2 separate regions of the Mus musculus genome follow, and region 1 is linked to region 2. The links are chromatin loops, found by intact Hi-C in ENCODE. Cell type or tissue: heart. All regions are shown on one strand.

Region 1 (8,000 bases), 95 kb after region 2:
GGCGTAACGGAATAACAAAAGATCTTTCTGGCCAAGCCAGGATGTTCTTTGCCACAACACAAGCTTATGTGAACGCGCGCCAGTGAGTGTATTCATTCTTCCTTCTCTCTCTCTGTCTCTCTCTCCTTCTCTCTCTCTCTCCTTCTCTCTCTCTCTCCTTTCCTCTCCTTTCTCCCCTCTATATCTTTCTACCCCCCACGCCCCGGCTCTGCTGTTAAGATGCCACCCCGTCCCTGGAAGGCCAGGGAAGCGAGTCCTGAAGTCTGCTCTAAGCTTGGGACAGCTCCCGGTCCGGACAGCTCCCAAGCAAGGCCCAAGCGGGACCAGCTTGCTCCCCTCCCCCTCGCAGTCTTCCCCGCTCATCCTCACCTCGCGTTCTGGTACCGCCACTGCCACCTCCGCCACCGCCTCCAGTGGGGGAATTGGGCCCCGCTGACTGTTTGCGCCATCCTCGCCAGTTCTGGCAAAGGCTCTCGGCCTCGGAAATGAACGAACAGAGTGAATCCTCCTCAAAGCGGTCGGAATCCTCAAACGAGAAGCGCTCGCCGTCCTCCCACTCCGCGAACATCAGCTCCATGGGGCCCGCACCCCCCGGGGCCGGGTCTCCCCCCGCGGATCCGGGGCCTGGGCCGCCGGCCGGGGACTGAGGGGAGGCCCGGGGCCTGAGGGGCGAGCCGGGGCTGGGGGTGGCCGGGGCGCTCAGGGCGGCCGTGCCGGGCAAGGATCTCGGGCCTGGGAGGGACACCGGGCCGGGCCTCACCCAACAGCGAGGTGCGAGCGGGGATTGTGGCCAGCCTGCGAGACTCGAGGCCGGGACGAAGCGCTGGGCGGCCAGGGCCTCTAGGCGGCTGCGGCGCCGCCTCCCCCATCAGCTGATCCGAACTTCCGGCCGCGCCGGCCATCACTACTTCCGCCCTCGCGTGCTCGAGGACTGGACCGCGTACGGGCGGGTGTAGGGGACATGTGTGTGCACTGCCTGCAGTTTTCTCGAGCCCACTCTCACACACAGCTCCCAAAGGAATAGGAACGGGTCACAGATTCCAGCAATTACTTGGTACCCATAGTGTCCCCAAAGAAGTGGACACCGTTCACATCGAGAATCGCTGGCTGTCAGGGGACCGTGCAGTGACCATTGGATAGGTTATTGTCACGCTTCGGGGCTAGGCCTAGGCCGCATTGCCTTCTGGGAGTTGCAGTCCAAAGCCTATAATCCAGCCACTTTAGCTTTCTAAAGGGGAGCGCCAGGAAAGAAAGCATTTGATTTCAGGAAATGGATGGATGTCCTTTTCCTCCGTACTGCTTTTGAATCTGGGGATTTTTAATCTGCGAGTGTGCGTGTGCGCACGCGATGAAGACCTTTTATCAGTATAGTGAAGTCCGTGGATGCCTTTCACCTTGCCTGATTGTTTATGAATTACACATTAATTGGGTTTAAATACAATTATTGAGACATATAAAACAAACGTGTTACGTAGTACTGTTTATTTATACATTAAAAGCCAAGATTGGCAGGGTATTTAACTCTTACATTTTTGGTTGTGAACCCAGCCTTTGTTGACTGAGCCACCTCTTCAGCCTCTGCAGGGTATTTAATTGATAATGTTTGCCTAGCATTTACAAGGCCCTGGGTTCTATGCCACCACCCTTGATTATTTTATATGGACACTAATGCTACTGTCGATTGTATCGTTTAACCCTGACTGAAATGCTAAATTTCAGCTATGGCTAGATATATTTCTCCTCATCCCAGTTGACAGACTTATTAGGCTAATGGGAATCTACTGACCCTCCTTAGTCTAAAGTATCCAAAACACTGAACTTCTTCATGTAACTAAAAGACCCAGCTTGCAGAACCAGGCAATTATAGTGGAATACACGACTATAGGGAAATCTAGCTATTGAGAGATGAGGAAAGACCCCTCTTCACTGCAGTAATTATCACACCTAGACCATGGAGAACTCTCATTTCTATACCACATTAATACTATAAGCTACTGCTGGGCAGCGGTGGTGCATGCCTTTAATCCCAGCACTTGGGAGGCAGAGGCAGGCAGATTTCTGAGTTCGAGGCCAGCCTGGTCTACAGAGTGAGTTCCAGGATAGCCAGAGCTAAATTTTAAACAGAGAAACCCTGTCTTGAAAAAAAAAAAAAAATTCTATCGGCTATTAAGAAAAGGCTAATTTGGTTGTGCCTGGAGGGGCAGAACATATATAAAATCTCACACAATTATTCCTACTACCAGAGGACAGTAAATACTATCAGCAAACCGGAGAATGTAAGAAAAAAAAAACAACAACAGTAATTTACAGTGAATTGCCCACCAAATCTTAGTCATACCACTTGGGAGAATTAAGTGGAAAGTCACTGAAATATTGAGACATGATAATCTACTCTACCTGATTATTTAATAGAAAAAGGAAATAGTTGCCAGAGGGGACAGGAAAAAAAATTACCTTCACATTTCTTAGGTAAAAGTTAATGACCAAATTTATAAATAGTACTGCTTACTTTTACATTAAGCAAGACTGGGCAGAGTATTTAAATCATTGGTAATTTTTACTTTTAATTTTCTTTGGGGGGGGGGGCGTTTCACTGTGACATGTTTTCACTGTGTAGTCCTTGCTGTCCTTGAACGCTTTTTAGACCAGGCTGGCTATAACCCGGAGACTTGCCAGCCTCTGTGCTGGATTAAAGGTGTGAGCCCACAACAACCAGGCTGTTTGCTTTTTTTTTTTAAAGCAACTCTTTTTTAAAAATGATTTTTGTTTTGTTTTGTTGAGGGTCTCTTTATGGCATTGCTCAGAGATCTGCCTGTCTGCCTGCCTGCCTGCCTTCTAAGCGTTGGGGGGAAAAGGCATGTACCAGTGTCTTAGTTAGGGTTTTCTGCTGTGAACAGACACCGTGACCAAGGCAACTCTTACAAGGACAAGATTTAACTGGAGCAGGCTTACTGGTTCACAGGTCCAGTCCATTATCAAGGCAGGAACTGGCAGCATCCAGGCAGGCATGGTGCAGGAGGAGCTGAGGATTCTACATCTTCATCTGAAGGCTACTAATGGAAGACTGACTTCCAGGCAGCTAGGATGAGAGTCTTAAGCCCACTCTGACAGTGACACACCTAATCCAACAAGGCCACATATCCATATATCCACATATCCACTCCCTGGGCACCTATACAAACAGAACCCACCATATCCAACAATTTTTTTTTTATCGTATATATCTGTCTCTAATTGCACTGCTATCAGGCTCCCTGGTACTAGTTGCAAGAAGCTGTGAGGCAGCTAGGATGGTCACTGTGGAACCCAATGTCAGTCCTCTACAAAAGTAGCAAGTACCCTTAAATGGAGTCAGCTCTCCAGCCCCTAAGTATATTAACTGTACAAATAAAATAATATGTATCTACAGAATCTCTGGGTATCAGTATATGCACTTGCTTCAGTAAGCACTTTGGACAGACTATTTGTGAAGTATGCCCTCACTGAATACAGCTGATGGCAAAAAGGCTCTGCATACACAGACTTCATTGCTACTTATGTATCTAAAAGCCAAAGGACTAAATGATGTAAAGGACTTGAAAGGCAACAAAAGACATTCAGACTTGCTCATCAAAAGCATATTTGGACTGGGCAGTGGTGGCGCATGCCTTTAATCCCAGCACTTGGGAGAAAGAGGCAGGCGATCTCGGAGTTTGCGACTGGCCTGGTCTACAGAGTGAGTTACAGGACAGCCAGGAATACACAGAGAAACTCTCTTTCAAAAAAGAAAAAGAAAAAAAACAAAAAAAAAACAAAAACAAAACAAAAGAAAGGAAATGAAGAGCATCCCAGGAATAAAGAACTTCCAGGGTTTGGGGAGATTATAGAGCCCAAGAAAGGACGTGCTCAGGTTGGCTCAGAGGTTGGGTGCTTGCCCAGTGAAGGGAAAGGCAGAGATATTCCTCTTCAGGATGGGGCTGGAGGTGTGAGGAGAAGCAGCTAATTAGAAGAAATGGCCAACTTCTTTTTAGAGGATTTTATTTCAAGACAGCATCCAGAATACGATTCATTCAAAAGAGCAAAATTAAGTATTTTGCCTCATTTTACCCTTCAAAAACTCGTAGCAATGCAAATGCAAACCGCAAACCTCCCAAACGTGCCTCTCTGTATAGCTTTTGGAAATGAGAGTTCATTGAAAATATTTCTCCATTTTCAGATGAGATGAGATTTGTTGGGAAATCTCTGTAACAACTTGGTCATCTTGTGGGGAGATAAACTCTCGGACTGTCCCAGAGACTCCTGGATTGATCTCATCTTCCTGGCTTCCTGAAAACACAACAGAAAACAGAAAACAAAAAACAAAGTCACAGTTCTTTAGCTTATTCTGACCTAGACCCATAATTTTTATAATATTCCAAACCCCAAGAGACCCTGCCTCAAGGAATAAAGTGGAAGAGGAATGGAGGAAAATTCCAGACGTTTACCTCAGGCCACCACACAGCACTGGTGCCCACAGATGTGTCCCTGCATTTTCAAGCACGCAAGCACTTACACACATACACACACACACACACACACACACACCCCAAACAAACAAACAAAAAACCCAAAGGAACAAAAAGGGGATTTAAAGGGATTGGGGATGTACAAATGATTGTTATCATCTCAAACTACTATTCTGGCTAGCAAATTAGTGAAGATCAACCTATGACAAAACTTAGCTTTTTCTCACTTTGGTGAGGGTGAGCCAGTCACAGATGAATGGGAGACTCTGTACATAATTTAACACAGGGCGGTGTGAACCATTTCTTTGCGTTTGGTTTTTTTTTTTTGGTTTTTCGAGACAGGGTTTCTCTGTGTAGCCCTGGCTGTCCTGGCACTCACTTTGTAGACCAGGCTGGCCTCGAACTCAGAAATCCACCTGCCTCTGCCTCCCAAGTGCTGGGATTAAAGGCGTGCGCCACCACGCCCGGCTTGAACCATTTCTTTGTATTCCCCTTTCTTTTCCCAAGAAGGCACGCTAGGAGCCAGACATCACCTGAGCCCTGGAAGAACAATCGAAGAAGTCCTGGATCTCTTTCCTGCACGCCTCGTCGCGGAATTCATTCTGCTTCCAGCAAGCCATCATCATCGACATCTCCGTGATACAGGTTGCCTCTGGAGGGGAAGAACTGGGAGACCTTCAGCCACAGGGCGACCTAACACCTCTCCCCCGAGATTACCTAGCCGCCCCCGCTCCAAGTGCTCACCTCCCTTTTCTCTACGTCGGTTCCCGACGCGGTTAGCTAAGATAAGAGGCTTGTTGGGTTTCAGTATAGGTTTTCCCGGGTTCGCAAACCGCGCCAGGCGGCCGCGTAGACTGGGCGTCGCCATTTTGCACAGCGTTCCCAGTAGGCTCCGCGGCGCCGTGCGTGACCCCTCTTGACCTCTACGCGCTTGGCGTGCGGACAACGGGCAGCTGTGCGCGCACTTTCCGGGTCTTGGCCTCACGGTGACACTGGATTCGAACCCCGTCGGGCCGGCAGCCGACAGCAGGTTAGGATGCTATAGGTTGTGCGCGCCCTTTGCGTGCTCGGGACCCGGCAGGATTCAGGGGCCCCGTGTCCGCGGCTGCCACTTATTTGTGAGTCGGTGTCTGCGTGTGGGCACCACGTGAGTGCCGCGTCCGTGGCGGCCAGGGGAAGGCGTTGGATCCCGTGGGGCTGGAGTTAAGGATTTTGGATTGCAAAGGACTTTTGTTTTAACAAGTCTGTGAGAATGATGATTCCTTTTGCCAGGCGGTGGTGACGCTCGCCTTTAAATCCCGGCACTGGGGAGGTGGGGAGGCGGGGAGGCGGGGAGGCAGGCGGATCTGAGTTTGAGGCCAGCCTGGTCTCCAGGACTGCCAGGGCTACACAGAGAAACTCTGTAGCAGAAAAACCAAAATAATAAAATGGTTGCTTTTTACAACTCTTACATGGACTGCTAGGTAGATACTGTTTACTCGTTTGGAATGATCGCACAGTAGGGTGAACGTTGTAACATTTACGTGTGACATACACAACATTTAATATTAGAGCAACTATATCACTTCTTTTTATAGACCTCCAGTTGTGATTTGTTGGACTTGAGTGTTTGACTTAACTGTTTACAAAACCGAATCAAAAGATGTGCTATATATAGATTCTTTGGTATTTGCAAATGAATTCAAGACATTTCTGCTAATGGAAGCGGAATCCAGCAGTCCTGTAGTTTATATGATGTCTACTTTAGAGCAAGGTATATTTGCTGACATTTTTTACCTCAGATGTTTGGAATTCTCCCTTGATAGCCTACGTGGATGCCTTTCTTCCGGAGTCACATAGCTAATTCAGGAGGGAAATTCCAGGAATGGGCCTGACCAAAAAGTCCATCTTTTGGTCAGTATTTAGTATCTAATAAAGCTTGCTTTAAATTTAGCCCAAAATGGTGGACTTCGTTTTTCTGGCGAATCCCAAGATTAACACTGGGTTCACATCAGAGGGGTTTTCCCTCTCTTACCACACCCTACCGGCAGCCATCAAGGCACCTTTTTTATTGTCACACACATTTATATTGTTTGTGACCTTATGTACCCCAACATCTACTTTGAAATCTTAGCTAGCTCAGGGTCTGGAGAGGTAGCTCCGTGCTTAAAGAGTGTTTTTAGCTCTTCCAGAGGACTGTTTGGTTTCCAGCATCCACGTTGCAGGGCTCATAATTACTTCTACCAACACCTCGAACGCACACATGGGTAAATTTCTTTTCTTTCCCAAACTTTAATTTGCATTTGCTAACAAATCTTTTTTATCCACTTTACAAAACTATGGAACACTTCACGAATTTGCGTGTCATCCTTGTGCAAGGGCCATGCTAATCTTCTCTGTATCGTCCCCGTTTTAGTATATAGGCTGCCAAAGCGAGCACGGAAAAATATTTTTAAATATCTCTTAAATGTTTAAAATGAGACGAGCCTTTGTGTATCTTGTTCATGCTAAAAATAGCTATGCCAGGCGTGGCATATGCCTACAATCCAAGCACTTGGGAAATTGAGGCAGGAGACAGATTAAAGAGTTTGAAACCAGCCTAAGTTACATATAATGAGTACTTGGCAAGCCAGGGCCATATAACATGACCCTGCCTTAATGAAACAAACAAAAAATAAATAAAATAATGAAATGAGAAAGGAAAAGTGTTTACCATTATTTTTTACAAGTCTCCAATTTTATCACCTCAATCCCCCAAAATAAGCAAATACAGGCCAGCAAAATGGCTCACTTGGTGAATAGAGGTGCTGCCACTAAGTCTGTTGAGTTTAGTCCTTGAGACCACATGGCAGAAAGAAAACTGACTCTTATGATATATACAAGTACAGGGTAGTACAAGCTACTACACACATACACATAATAAACAAATGTAATAAAGAAACCATGTAGAAGACACTGGAAAAATCAGTTTATTATATAAAATGAAACCTGAGATGATAAAATAAACACAGTAACACTTGTGTTCTAGCCATACTCTGGTAGTAAATAAAAGACTATTACAAACCTCTACCACGAGTACCCATGGGTACCATGAGTACCCATAACCTGCAGCAAGTGATGGTGCTGTATGCCTTGTAGCTGAGCCGCAAACCTGAAAAACTTCTTGTTGCTGTTTTTATATGACAGTAAAGCTTTTTCACTGGTATAGTACTGTGTGGTTATTCATAGTTCTTTCCCTTGTGGAAATGGAGCACCTGATTTGCCCTGGCCTTTTATGATTATTTATATAATGAGAGGGATAAAGGAGTCTGGCAAGCACTGAGCAAAAAGCAGGCCTCACTCTCCAGCAACAACCATTCGTGACCAGCACGCTCACTTTGCATAAAGGTCCTAGAGAGGTGAGTGTTCCAGTGAGGTGGTGGAATGGCCAGGACCCTGCACCTGCATAAGCGTCACTTACCCTTCCTGGTGCACAGCACACCTGAGTTCTGATTTAGGCTTGTACTTGTATAATACTTACTTTGCTGTAGAAATCAG
Region 2 (8,000 bases):
TTTCAAGACAGGACCTCTGTAGCACAGGCTGGATTCAGTCCTGTGATTGCTCTGTAGCCAAGGCCAGTCTCAAACACCCTCCTGCTTCGGTCCCCTCAAAATGGGGATGATAAAATTCAATTTCTCAAGTTGCTATAAAGACTAGGGTAATATTTGAGAAATAAGTAAATATATACACACAGAAAACAACTCCATATTGAAAACTGTCCAAAAAAAAAAAAAAACAAAAAAACAAATAAGAAGCCGCCACTGTGGGTCAGCGAGATGGCTCAGTGGGTAAAGTGCTTGCTGTTTGACTCTAAGGATCTGAGTTCAGTCCCTGGACCCATGTGAAAGGTGAAGCAGAGAAGCAACCCCACAGACGTTGTCTTGTGACCCCCAGGGACACACCATGGGCACACACATGCCCTCCACATACTAACAATACATACAATTTCAAATACTTCCTTGAAAATATAATTGATGGGGTATGATGGCTCACATCTGTAATCCTAACTCTAAAGGGCTTAAACAAGAGAACTGCCTCAAAGCCAAGTCCAGTCTGAAGTGAAATCCTGTCTCAGACGAACAGAAAAATAAACAAACAAAAAATAAATAAATAAAAATAAAAAAAGGAAAAGAAAGAAAAGAAAAGGAAGAGAAAGGAAGGGAATTAAAAACATATAGCAACATTTTAAATTAAGAAACTTTATTAGCCAGGCATGTTGGCACACACCTTTAATCCCAGCACTTGGGAGGCAGAGGCAGGCAGATTTCTGAGTTCGAGGTCAGCCTGGTCTACAGAGTGAGTTCCAGGACAGCCAGGGCTACACAGAGAAACCCTGTCTCGAAACACCCACACACACACACACACACACACACACACACACACACACAAAGAAACTTTATTAATTAGTTAATTTATATTATTAATATAAATTATTAATATATATTATTATTAATTAGTTATTTTATGTGTATGGGTGTTTTACCTGCATGCATAGTTGTGTACCATGTTTGCGTATGCGCGTGCATGTGCGTGCGTGTGTGTGTGTGTGTGTGTGTGTGTGTGTGTGCCTGATGCCTGAAGAGGCTGCTGGATCCCTTGGATCTTCAGTTACATACAGCTGAGAGCCAACACAAGGATGCTGTGAATTAAACCCAGGTCCCCTGGAAGAGCAACCAGTGCTCTCCACCACGGAGCCATCTCTCCAGCCCCATAAAGAAAAAACTACATATAAGAGACTAAAATAGATGATAAGGAGATGAATAAAAATATGAGAATTAAAGTAGGGTTATCTGGCTATTGTGGGCTCATAGGCAAGGGAGAAAGGCAGGGTCCAAGTTTCTGGACTCTAAGGAAGGTCCTGAGGCACCAAGGTCCCAGGCCTGAGTTACCATAGTGCCCATCAGACATTTACACTTGAATGTCCTGTATCCGTTCAAATTCAACAAGCTCTAAATCCAAATTAATCAATCCATGATGATGATAGCTAAGGTCTGGTAGTACAAGACTATGGTCCTAACTACTCAAGAGGCTACAGCAGAAGGCTCTCTAGTTCAAGAATTCCCTGGGCTACTGAGTGTGTTTAAGGCTAGCCAGGGCAACTTAGTGAGACCTAACTCAAAAGCAAAACAAAACAAAAACCTAAGTAGAGTTATACACAGGGGATCTGAGTTCAGCCTGACTACCCAGTTTCCCAAGCATTTTCAAGTCCTTGGTGTTTATTTCAGCACCCGATCTACACTGTCCTTTCTACTGGCAATATTCCCTCTACTTCGGCTCTAACAACTAACATACTTCTCCTTCCATTTCTTCCTACTTCGAGTGTTTCTGTTTATCCAAATTACTTGCTATTAAAAGCCCCAAAGTGCTCAGCTTTTATATATAGTCTAGGCATTTATTGAGTTCTTGCTACACCCCAGGTACTAGAGTTAAACAGAAACAGATACTGACCTCCTGAGTCCTAGAGGCATAGAAGCAATTGTAAAGTTGTACTTGGGACAAGTGCTTTGAAGCAGTGATGGTTGGTGCTTTGGGGGGTGTCACTACAGAAATGTGATCCCATCAAAGGGTCAGAGCCCTGGTTGCTACTCAGAGAAAGCGGTGCTGGAAGAGAGAACTGAAGGACAAGCATAGGACGTGGTGTAGGTAGAACCATCTAAAGACAGGCATTTTTTCAAAGCCCCAGAGGTTGCTGTGACAACTATTTTCTTATACCCAATTTGTTATTTTCTTCTTGCTTCTGGTAAGTACATCTTCTTGGAGAGTCTATTTCTGAGCCACCTTTCTGTCTTCTATGTCAGTTAGGATTAAAGCTTTACAAAAGCAGGGAGACAACTATCAGTGGACTTGAGGGGACACTGTCCATCCATTCTCCGGGAGTATTGCCCTCAGAGACTCTGAAGCACTGCAGTGTTAGCCTGTACCTATATCTAACACTCACTCTCCTTTGTGTTGACCAAGTAACAGCAGAATGTCCAGCTTCGGGCAGAGACTTATGTCTGTCCTTGGTGGAGGAATCTTCTCACCTTGTGCTGGAGTTGCAGGTTTCATCATGGTGGGTGAGAGTGGAAGCAGTCTTCCTTGTGGGCTCCCTGGGAGCTTCAGAGTGTTAGACCCTGAAGGAACTCGAGGTTGGTTGTAAAAGGGCAGTGCAGTTTAACTAGGGCCTGTAGGTGCTTTCCCACCTCTCTCTCTCTCTTGCCACTCTACACCAGAGTCTCCTTTCTACCCCTCAAGTATACTGACAGTTTTTTTGGGTTTTTTTTAAAAGAATTACTTATTTGTTGCTATCTTCAGACACACCAGGAAGGGGCATCAGATCCCATTACAGACAGTTGTGAGCCACCATGTGGTTGCTGGGAATTGAACTCAGGACCTCTGAAAGAGCAGCCAGTGCTCTTAACTGCTGAGCTAGCTCTCCAGCCCATACTGACAGTTTTTAATAATAGTTTTTATTTGTGTGTGTGTGTGTGTGTGTGTGTGTGTGTGATGTGCAATGTGTGCTTGCAGTGCCCTCGGAGGCCAGAGCACACTGAACTCCTTGGAACTAGAGTTAAAGGCAGTTGTGAGATACCATGTGGGTACCTGAACCAAACGCCATAAGTTCATTTTACTTTCTCAGCAGTAGAAGTGAGTCTGAAATTACTTTTCTTGGTTCATTGCCTTCCTATAGAAATGTAAACTCCACAAAGGCAGGGATTTTGCTGGATTCTTCCTTCCTATGTTCCAAGTGAGAAGAGCAGAGCAAAGTGTTCAGTCAAATGGATGGATGGATGGATGTGTGAATGGATGGATGGATGGATGGATAGATAGATGGATGGATGGATGAATGGATGGATAGATGAATGTGTGGATGTGTGGGTGGATGGATGGATGTGTGGATGGATGAATGGATGGATGTGAATGGATGGATGGATGTGAATGGATGGATGGATGGATGTGTAGATGGATGGATGGATGGATAGATGTGTGGATGGGTGGGTGGGTGGATGATGGATGGATGGATGAATGAATGTGTGGATGTGTGGGTGGGTGGATAGATTTGACCTCTGAGTAAAGTCTGGACACAGTGCCTTTGAAGCTAAGGTCACATTGACTTTAAGGTTTCAATTTACATCCCATGAAATCATCCCTATGGCCTTTCATTGTGTAGCCCTGGCTGTCCTGGAGCTAGTTCTAACTCTGTAGACCAGGCTGTCCTGAAACACAGAGATCTGCCTGCCTCTGCCTCCCAAATGCTGGGGTTGAAAGTGTGTGCCACCACTGCGTGACGTTTTGTTTTTCACACACTCTTCCTGTTGACTGGCTTTCAGTTGGCCTTTATCTTGACTGTTTCTCCAGGAGCTGTTGCCTTTGGGCAACCTATTTTACTTTTACAGGCTTCCCCTTCTGTAAGATGAAGTAGGTAGCTTCTGTACTCACAGGGGAGTGCATAAATTATATAGCATATGCAGAATGCATAGTGAATGTCCCTTGTAACATCATCTCCCTGAAAGCTCTAGTGTGACTCACATCCAGCCACCAGGGGGCGGCACATGCCATTCTTCCTGTCCAGCAGAGCTAGTGCAGGCGGTGGTTGGTGGCTCAGCATCTTTCGTTAGCCTCTAAGGAGGCGCTATTACCTCTCCGCTGTGCTTCATCTTCCTCTCCAAGTATCTTATCCACACCCCACCCCCATCCTTTATTCATTTCACAAATATTTAATGAGTGCCAGGCGCTGAGCGTTTAATGGAAAAAATTAGATACTTCCTGCCTTCAGTGAACACCTAGTCTAAAAGGGGACGGCAGAAGGGACAAGAATCAGAGGACCCGGGAGAGCAGAAGAGCAAGTCTACACTGCCCTCTGATCCTCTTGTTTAGACAATGGAAGGGAATTTGTTCTTATTTCTCCTTGGGGATGAACTCAGAGCTTTGCACACACTCAGTACTCTCCCATTGGGTGACTCTGCAACCCAGAAATCTTGGCTGCACACGTTACATGTTCTTACAACTCACCAAACTGCTGAGCTCAGCTTTTCAATCTGGTGCCTCAGACTCTACCCCACACCTCAGTTCCTCACATCCATACTGCGGCTCCCACCTCAAACAACCTCAGCCTCTCACCCAAAAAAATCTCAGTCCCCTTTACTCAAATCTTCTGGAACTCAATCCCTTACGTCAAATATATTGGCTCCCCCTTAAAGGGGTTCTGCGGTCGGTTTCATTTGCGTTTCCTAGCCCCTTTCTAGCTGTCAGTGGAGGGATGGGGGTAATACTCTCATCTCACCCCGTGACTTGTCTGGGAGCATGCGCACTGAGTGCTGAGCCCACTCTCCCAATGTGGCCTCCAGAACAAGGACACCTCTTACTCCGGAGTTGGGGGTTGTCTTAACGGCTTTCATTTTTACTTAGGCTTTCCTATCCGAATTATCACATCATGTTCATAGTTTTCAAATGCTCCACCATCGCTTAATTCTTTCAGAGTTCCTTGAAGAGGGCTCACGCATGATCTTATCGCCTCTTGTGAAACTGGTACTAGACTCTTACAAAGTTGGAAGGGCTCAGAGAAGCTACTGGTCCAGCAGATTTTAAACTTCCTTTTGACCAAGAGTTACACACAAGGACTGAAGAGACAGCTCAATTGTTAAAGAGCACTGACTGCTGCTCTTCCAGAGGACTAGGTTTAATTCCCAGCACCAATATGGTGGCTCATAACTATCCAGTTCCAGAGGCTCTGACTCCCTCTTCTGGCCTCAAAGGATACTAGGCACGCATCTAGTACACAGACATGTAGGCAAAAACCCATACACATTAAATAATAATAATAATAATAGTAGTAGTAGTAGTAGTAATCCCAGCACTTAGGACGTAGAGGCAGGCAGATCTCTGAGTCTGAGGCCAGCCTGTTCTATAGAATGAGTTCCAGGACAGACAGGACTACAGAGAGGAATCCTGTCTCGAAAACCCAAATACTAATGGTGATGATGATGGTGGTGGTGATACACACTTTATATTTACATACATATGCACATATATGTGTATACAGCTGGAACATGGCTGTGCAATCCTTAGCATTTAGAGTCCTATGGACTGAGCTCCTTGCATCCTAGGAACACACGGCCGACTTCATTCTCCTAGCATTGATTTACAACATCTCCCAACATGTGAGCAACTATGCTTTGATTTTAATGGCATCATCTCCCTTGCATTTACATTCATTTATTTATTTGGCTTTTCTGAGATGATGTCTCACTGTATGGCCCTGGCTGGCATAGAACTCACTAGATAGACCAGGCTGTTCTCAAACTAGTCACCATCTTGTGATTACAGGTGCATGACAGCGCACCTGCCTCCCCTTTCAATTAAAGACCTCACTTCCAACTGCTCTGTTTTTCTTAGATTGGAAGAGTAAGTATTCTCACGTGCTCTAAAATCACATTCCGAAATTAGGGAGGGAAGTATATGTCATTCAGGGGGGCAATATGTAATTTTCAGTGGCTTCAAGACGAAAGATCAGGACAAGGGAGGGGTACCACCCAGTGGGGTACCTCTGGTGATTATCAAGGCATCAATTTCCTGTGTTGTTTACTGTTCCGGGAGCTCTGAGCACTGCCTGAGTGCTAGTGCTGCCCAGGGGACTGGTTACAACCAGAACAGCATAGTCTGTGGACCCCATGAGGTTGCCATAGATACTGATGCGCAGGGAGCTAGCGAGCTCGTTATTATTTGTGAGTGTCGTCCCTCTAATTGCTGTGAGGTAGCTGGAGGTTGTGTGGGTGCTACGGCAATGGGGATTAAGAAGGGTGTGTGTGTGAGGATGTTTGTGTGAGCACACAGAAGTGTCTCTAGGCTCCACGCTGCCAGAGTGGACACTAGGCAGGCAGAGGTCTGTGCTATCAAGAGAAAGTGTGAAGGAGGGAAGACAGGAGCAAGGTAGAGCTGTAAAAGAAAAATGGAGGCTTCTAATTGTATAAATTATAAATCTCCACTTTATTAGGACATTCCGCTAAAAGGCAGTGACGAGCAGATAGGAGGTAGTTGATGAACAGTTGTTGAAAAATGGGTGGCTCCATTTACATGGTAGTATGAGTCATTTCCAAGATTTCACCCAATATTTTCCTACGTCATTTTCCATTTCACCCAGAGACACGCGATGCTTTAGATGGTTATCCTGAAGCATCCAGTGTAGATCCTGTAGGCGGGATGACAAACGGGTCACAGCAGGCACGTTGGGCCAGTCAGGTTGTAACCCTGCTTTGACCTTTCCCCCTAGGGTATCCCTAAGAGACCCCATTTTACCCCTAGTCTATGCTTGTGACCTCTCCCCACTCCTCACTCCATCTTCTGTTAATGAATATGTGAGGTTCAAGTATCAGCGTCTGGAGGTCAGGACCCAAGCTGCCTCCAGCCCTCAGGAAGGGCACACTGGTGAAAAAATGACACGCTGGCTGCTGCCTCCATTTCTGGAGCGCAACTAGCAGCCGCTTCTGCAGCAAGGATGGATGAGAGAAAATGAAGACTTACTGGCATCCCTGATTTTACAACCTCCTTACCCAACCGGGCTGAGACTTGGGACCTGCTGCTTTGAGGTAGGAAGTGGCCTTGTCCCCTCCACTTAACTTCCTGTTGCCATGTGGAAGGGTGGAGTACACAGTGCCCCTGTCACCTCAGCTCTTTCCTTGGTTCTCTCCTCTCAGGTAATCAGTCAGGGCTTTCTTCCCCCACTTCCCCCTAATCTCCAACCCCCACCCCCCCACACACACTTTGCTCCCTGGGCTGTGGGGTAAGTCCTCCCTTTGTGCTCTTCCCACCCCACTGAAGCTTGGGAGGCCAGAGTACCTCTCAGTTGCCTCCCCTGGCAGCACTGGCCTGCTGACAGAGGAGGCTGGATTCCCAGTGGGCACCCTGCTGTAATCAAGACTGAGAGGCAGCAGTTGGCTGAGCTCCCTTCTGCCCAGTGGGGAATGGCCTCTGACTTGGGGTACAGCTGCGCGGGGGGGGGGGGGGGGGGCATCGGGAAATTGCCCTGCACATTGCTCCTCCAGAGTGGCTTTTACTTGACTCTGTCCCATAAAGTTGTAATATTGGAGACAGAGCCGTTCTATGAACACTGAGCCTGGAGCGAAGTACCCAGGGGTTCCTTTGGAGTGCACAGTTTAGTGGGAAGAAAAATACTACACAATAGCTGCAAACACTGTTTGAATAAGGTACTGAGGGTTACTCTAATATTATACATGATTTAACCCAGTAAATGCTCACAGCCCTATGAAGTATACTGCACTATTATTTCCAGTTCTCAAATAAGGCCCAGACAGATTTCATGAACTGCAGAATGCCTGAGGTCAATGATTTTCCAGACATCCGAGAGCTAGGTAGTATGATCCAAGAGTTCTCAATACTGTGTGCTAGCACTCATACTTGCAAATACATCATTACAAAATGTGATAAAGTGTCATAAATAAAAGTACTGGATGCCCACAAGAAAACGAGCATGTTTTCATCTTTTGCTTTTAGCCACTAGTGCACAAAGCCTTTT

What was found. A loop is a pair of places that touch in the nucleus more often than their neighbours do. Peaks named below come from ENCODE experiments on the same cell type or tissue, not always from the same donor. Only the 100,000 strongest peaks of a DNase experiment are listed, where the experiment ranks them.
Region 1: a loop joins it to region 2, with 4 times the contacts of the local background. A loop is called at or near these places in 6 of 42 quality-filtered maps.

The regions. Positions count from the first base shown.
Region 1 is chr14:20,700,426-20,708,425 of GRCm38, reverse strand. It overlaps Chchd1 (coiled-coil-helix-coiled-coil-helix domain containing 1), which reads right to left and starts at 5,399. Exons shown (of 3, transcript NM_025366.3): 1 at 5,229-5,399; 2 at 5,018-5,136; 3 at 4,001-4,305. The coding sequence starts at 5,352. The coding sequence ends at 4,192. It overlaps Zswim8 (zinc finger SWIM-type containing 8), which reads right to left and starts at 874. Exons shown (of 26, transcript NM_027996.3): 1 at 370-874. The coding sequence starts at 577. It overlaps Gm25328 (a small nuclear RNA gene), which reads right to left and starts at 6,903; the gene lies at 6,797-6,903. It overlaps 6230400D17Rik (RIKEN cDNA 6230400D17 gene), which reads left to right and starts at 5,327. Exons shown (of 1, transcript NR_029446.1): 1 at 5,327-6,414. In heart, a CTCF peak has its summit at 818; DNase peaks (open chromatin) are centred at 995 and 5,485; H3K4me3 peaks cover 4,187 bases; H3K27ac peaks cover 3,769 bases.
Region 2 is chr14:20,794,990-20,802,989 of GRCm38, reverse strand. Gm30108 (predicted gene, 30108) reads right to left here. Exons shown (of 2, transcript NR_153779.1): 2 at 6,436-6,656. Among named protein-coding and RNA genes, the nearest start is that of Gm30108, 4.8 kb to the right of the region's middle. In heart, a CTCF peak has its summit at 4,009 (motif pointing right); DNase peaks (open chromatin) are centred at 4,059 and 4,529; H3K4me3 peaks cover 1,338 bases; H3K27ac peaks cover 1,102 bases.